Linked DNA regions of Homo sapiens: region 1 is linked to region 2. A link is an interaction called in ENCODE POLR2A ChIA-PET data of the cell type or tissue named here. Cell type or tissue: PC-9. All regions are shown on one strand. Links, peaks and the distances in the headings refer to the core of each region. The heading gives the core; the rest is flanking DNA. Region 1 overlaps CRYBG1 (crystallin beta-gamma domain containing 1). Region 2 has its middle 37 kb from the start of LINC02836.

Region 1 (2,919 bases), core at 297-2,796, 710 kb before region 2:
CAACGATGTGGTTCTAAGTAGTGTATTCACATTGGAACACTTAGGAGATTGCATATGAAAAACTGCAGGAGGAAGTTATCTATTGCAAACTTGCCAAATATGAGCAATAGATGTGGAAATAAAGAACTGATCAGAGGAAAAACATGTGTGACATATCATATGATACATTCATATGGGAGCCTTGTTAGCGATCTGTTCATACCAGCACTTTTTGTCTGTTTTGTTTCACAGTCTTTCAGGAACTAAAGTCCAGCCTTTCAAAACTATAAACTATTCTATTATTCTAGTCTGTGTAAATTTCATTTACACATTTACATTTATGAAAGGATTGAGACTTAATACATCTGCTGTATTTGATTCTATAGTAAAAGATTACTTATCATCACTTAAGCAAAGGATAAGTTTGGGACATGCATTTATGAACATTAAACTAGAGAAAGCTTGGTTCTGGCCCCAGCTTTGCCACTGAATAGCCTGGTGCCCTTGGCAAGTCCCTTTTGGGATTTCAGTTTCCTAATCCCAACTGGGCTAGATCCTTGGTTCTCAAACTTTAACGACTACTTATGGAGGTTAAGATGCAGACCTCAGATCTGTCAAATTTGAATTTCTAGAGGAACAGAAATCTGCTTTTTACACCTGAGTGATTTTGATTTGGATATTTAACACATTTTGAGAAATACTAGATGAGGTAATATCTTCATATACTTTTAAAAAAATCTTTAAAATTCTGGTTCCATGACTAGTTCAAGTTGAACTCACTACCTCCATTCTGGAAAAAGCTACCTCAAGAGTCTTTCTGCCCACTTGATTACTTACTTGCCTTTTGTGGATATAGAGACACACACAAAAAATTGCAGGATTTCCCATTAGCCCTACTTAGATATCAATAATTTTGTAGTAAGCAGATTACTTAATAATAATAAAGTCATGATGTTCTAATTACAATTGTCTTTTGCAATGTGTCTAACTCAAGGACAATGATTCATCAGGTAATGTTATAGTTAATCACAATTTTTTATAATAATCACAAGTGTATGGATTATCATCCAAAGCTAGCTTTTGCATGCCAATAGCACAGAAACTATTTCCAAACACTTGGCTTTTGATTCTGGCATAAATATTAAAAATAAAATCAAAATTATTACAAAAATATGAAAGAAAATTATAATTCTAACAGAGATTACATTCTTTTCCATTGTATAAAGAGCAATTGGTAGAAAATTTGATTTTTATTATTTTTATTTTATTCTTGGCCTTCCAAAGTGCTGGTATTACAGGCATGAGCCACCATGCTTGGCCAAAAAATTCATTTTTAGAAGCCAACTTTACCTAGAAAGCAATAGGGAGTTTTCACAAAACTGGTGACACTGAAGGAACAAAAATTTCAAAGTCCAGATGTTTCAAAATCTTTCAGGAATGATGCTAATAACTGGTTTGATTTCCCATAAAACCTAATAAAAATTTCTGTATCTCCTAATATTCTTTTACAACATACCAGAGAATTTCTTTCTCTATCAAAAGAAGAATTTCCACAAAATAAATCAGATTCCCCGTGTAGTTTTGCCCTTTGCATCAACAAAGTCCTCATGGATACTACTCCCCTTAAAGTGCTATGTCCTAGATGTAGCCAGCAATTAGGCCCTGCAATTTTGACTACTGACCACACGTGTACTGTCAACATGTTTTTTGCAATGCCCATGGCTGGCCTCCCAAATCTAAGGCTATTAAGAGCTCAGAAGCCTGCCCCTCCCTGGCTGTTGCATGCCTTTGTTTAGAGGTAGACAGGAAACTGACACAGCTGAGGAGGACTGTTCATTGCTTCCTGGTGTACTGCTTCAGTGTCTCTTAGAGGTGTTTCCTTCTAGAAGTGAGTGCATATCTATCTTCCCTTGGTGCACCATAGTCTAGCAGTTTAGATGTACTCTGGCTGTACCCCTGTAACTAGATTATGTCAGACATTGTCCATGCCCTGTCCATATCTCCTCAAGATAATATAGCCTGGGACAACTGGACTTCCAACCACCTGGGGGCTTTCTGGCTAGCAGGAGCACACATTGCCCAAAGCAGAAAGTACCAGAGAAACAGTGCCTGCAGGATCGGCCCTTAACCAATGACTGGCAGAACTTGGTGTTTTAATACTCCAGCTCCTCTCCCCAAAGACGGCATAGTTCTGAGTTCTGCAATGGTATCCAGAATTTCCCAAGAGGATCAACCTCTATTTACCAACAGTGGAAACTGGCATTATAATTTCCCCTTTACTGGCTGGCTTCTTACTCACTTCCCACAGGTATTTCCTAAATTACATCTATACTTACATCCTTGTCATAGAGTTTGCTTCTAGCTGAACTCACCTAAGATGCCAATCTCCTAGGTAACCTTCTCTCAGTAAAACTGTCTTTCACTGGATATGGTTTTTAGCACTTAGAATTCATGGTTGAAAGAACTGAGCTCCAAAGAGGTAAAATGCTTTACCTAAGGTAACACACCCAGGAAATGGCTGAACCGTGAGCAGAATTTAGGAATTTTGGCCACAAGACACTATGATTCAAACCTGTAAAGAAAGCAATATGCTATTTTATTAAGTCAACAGACACATTATGACTACAAAGAAGCCAGACACAAATTTTGTAAACTTTTTTGTCCCCTGAATTTTTGTCATTAGTTAAATTCTTCTATGCTGTATATAGGAGTGTCTGGATATACCTCAGTTTCTATGTTATGATCCTATGCTGAATTTGTAAAGTGATCATCAAACATATAGACACAAATGTATGTACATCTTAAGAGATTTCTTGAAATAGCATTTATGTAATCCACTCTTTCATGTTATGTGTCTAAAATAAACACATAATTTTTGCAGTTTTCCTCTTTCCCATTTGCAATCATCCAAGATGTTTAAGATTTCTACTCAGAAGGAGT
Region 2 (2,919 bases), core at 319-2,818:
GTTTTCCTTGATTATTGCAGCAAATAAGTTTTCCAAACTTTTAAATTTCTCTTCTTCCTCAGGAACACCAATCATTCTTAGGTTTGGTTATGTAACATAATCCCAAATTTCTTGGAGGCTTTATTTTTTTTTTATTCTTTACTCTTTGTCTTTGTCAGATTGAGTTAATTTGAAAGCCTTGTCTTTGAACTCTGAAGTTCTTTCTTTTACTTGTGTGATTCTATTATTGAAACTTTCCAGCATATTTTGCATTTCTCTAAGTGTATCTTTTATTTTCAGAAGGTGTGATTGTCTTTTCTTCATGATACCTATTTATTTCTCAGGATATGGATTCACCATATCCTGTAACATTTTCTAAATTTCTTTAAGTTGGTTTTTACCTTTCTCTGGCACCTCCTTGAGTAGCTTAATAATCAACCTTCTGAATTCTTTGTCTGGCAATTCAGAGATTTCTTCTTGGTTTATATCCATTGCCAGGGAGCTAGTATGATCTTTGGGGGTATTATAGAACCTCGTTTTGTCATATTACCATAAATGCTTTTCTGGTTCCTTCTCATTTGGGAAGACTGTTTTAGTAGAAAGATCTGGAACTCAAGGGCTGCTGTTCAGATTCTTTCATCCTATGAGGTGATCCCTTTTGTGGTACTCTCCCACTTCCCCTAGGGATGGGGCTTCCTGAGAGCCAGACTGCAGTGATTGCTATTTCCCTTCTGGGTCTAGCCACCCAGTGGGGCTACCAGGTCCTGGGCTGGTGCAGGAGAATGTCTGCAAAGAGTCCAGTAATGTGATTTGTCTTCAGATCTCCCAGCCATGGATACCAGCAGCTGCTCCAGTGGAGGTGGCAAGGAAGTAAAGTAGACTCTGTAGGAGTCCTTGATTGTAATTTTGTTGATTGCACTGGTTTTCTTGAATGCTGGTTTTGCTAGCAATGAAGTTGTCATGTGGACAGACTCAAGAGCTCTGGTTAGCCAGGGTGTTGCAGGCAGTGGAATTAGCTGTTGTTTTCTTCGTCTTTGGAGCAGGGTTGTTCTGTTATGAGTTGCCGTAATGGCTTGAGTTGGTTGGCCTCCAGCCAGGAGATGGCACTTTCAAGAGAGCACTAGCTGGAGTAGTTGAAGGCTGATATAAGCTTGCCCTACCTTGGCCAGGAGAAGCACTCGGGTTTTGCCGACAATGGGTGGGGCCATAGAGCTCCCAAGACTTTGTTTTTTGTCTTCAGCTACCAGGGCAGGTAGAGAAAAACCATAAGGCTGGGGCAGGGTTAGGTGGGTCTGAACTCAGAATCTCCTTGGGCAGGGCTTGCCTCGGTCACTGTTGGTGGCAAAGGATGGGAGGTGTTTCTCCAGCTAATAGAGTTATGTTCCCAGTGGGACTGTGGTTGCCTCTGCTGCATCTTACAGGTCACCAAGGAAGTGGGGGAAAACCAGCAGTGACAGGCCTCACCTAGCTCCTACACAGCCAGCAAGGCCAGTCTCACTCCCGCCATACCCCACCAACATCCTAAAGTTTATATCCAGGCAGCGGGTCACCAGGGCTGAAATCTTGCCCCAGGCTACAAGCCTCCCCGCTGAGAAAGCAAACAGTCTCAGGCCTTGCCCCTCCTTGCATGCCTGCCTGCACCATGCACTGTGGCTTCCGCACTTGTATCTACACTTCCCATTTGCAGTACCCCTGCCCCGATCTGCTTAGGTAAATTCATGCTCAGTCAAAATTATTACAAAGTTCAGCTAGAAGCTTCCTTCACCCTGTGGCCCCTCCCCAATTCCACTGGCTTCTGTTGCTGTCCCAAGGACTGCTATGAGATAAAGCCAGGGATGGTTTCCCTGGGCTCTAGCTGGGGACCAGGAGTGCCTACAGGGCTTTTCCTGCTGCTGCTTCTACTTTTATATTTTGCTCAACTCGAAATCCATTTCCATTATAGGTAAGGTTAAATCCTCCTGTGATATGGATTTTCAGGTTCCCCAATGGGGATGTGTGTTCAGAGGCAGACTTTTCCCTTCTCACACTTTGGGAACTCACAATTTTTTGGCTGTCTCACGGAGTTTATAGCAGCAAACCGCTTCTTTCTGTATATGTATATGATGGTTAATACTGAGTGTCAACTTGATTGGATTGAAGGATCCAAAGTATTGATCCTGGGTGTGTCTGTGAGGGTGTTGCCAAAGGAGATTAACATTTGAGTTAGTGGGCTGGGAAAGACAGACACACCCTTACTCTGGGTGAGCACCATCTAATCAGCTGCCAGCATGGCTAGAATATAAAGCAGGCAGAAAAATGTGAAAAGACTAGACTGGCCTAGCCTCCCAGTCTACACCTTTCTCCCATACTGGATGCTTCCTGCCCTTGAACATCAGACTCCATGTTTTTCAGTTTTGGGACTCAGACTGGCTTCCTTGCTCCTCCGCTTGCAGACAGCCTATTGTGAGACCTTCTGATCATGTGAGTTAATACTTAATAAACTCCCTTTGATATCTATCTACCTATTAGTTCTGTCCCTCTAGCATACCCTACAATGTATGTGTTTTTATTTATTTTATTTTTTTAACCTTCCAAAGTTTAATCAACTCCTGAGAAGCAAATATCTAACAATTACTTCAAATACTCTAAAATTCAACCGAGTAAAATCTCAAATTACTTTCTCATCTTCCTAATTCTAACTTTAAAAGGAGTCCCTCCATGAAGTGTCTGCACTTTCACGAGGATGCCAGGGAGGACTCATTGATTTTCACACTGGATAATGTTGAACTGCTCCAGTTTCAGAGACTCATGAAAAAGAGGATTCAGTATGTTAAAATGTTCACATCCCCAAGTTAAAAATGGAGACTGAATAAAACAGCATCCATATTTCTGGAGAAAAATCAGTACACATGTCACTTCTGTTACAGAAATCCATTTACGGCATCTGTCCCGCTCCATGGA

Evidence for each region. ChIA-PET counts read pairs that join two places held together with the same protein. Peaks named below come from ENCODE experiments on the same cell type or tissue, not always from the same donor. Only the 100,000 strongest peaks of a DNase experiment are listed, where the experiment ranks them.
Region 1: POLR2A ChIA-PET joins it to region 2 with 8 read pairs; 1 of 35 experiments calls an interaction of 5 or more read pairs at or near these places.

The regions. Positions count from the first base shown.
Region 1 is chr6:106,380,931-106,383,849 of GRCh38, reverse strand. The region is part of intron 1 of CRYBG1 (crystallin beta-gamma domain containing 1); the gene reads right to left. Among named protein-coding and RNA genes, the nearest start is that of CRYBG1, 22 kb to the right of the region's middle. In PC-9, for the core only: no CTCF peak of the experiment used is centred there; DNase peaks (open chromatin) are centred at 1,749 and 2,359; H3K27ac peaks cover 893 bases.
Region 2 is chr6:105,668,086-105,671,004 of GRCh38, reverse strand. It overlaps the pseudogene LOC100130683. Among named protein-coding and RNA genes, the nearest start is that of LINC02836, 37 kb to the right of the region's middle. In PC-9, for the core only: no CTCF peak of the experiment used is centred there; a DNase peak (open chromatin) is centred at 1,554.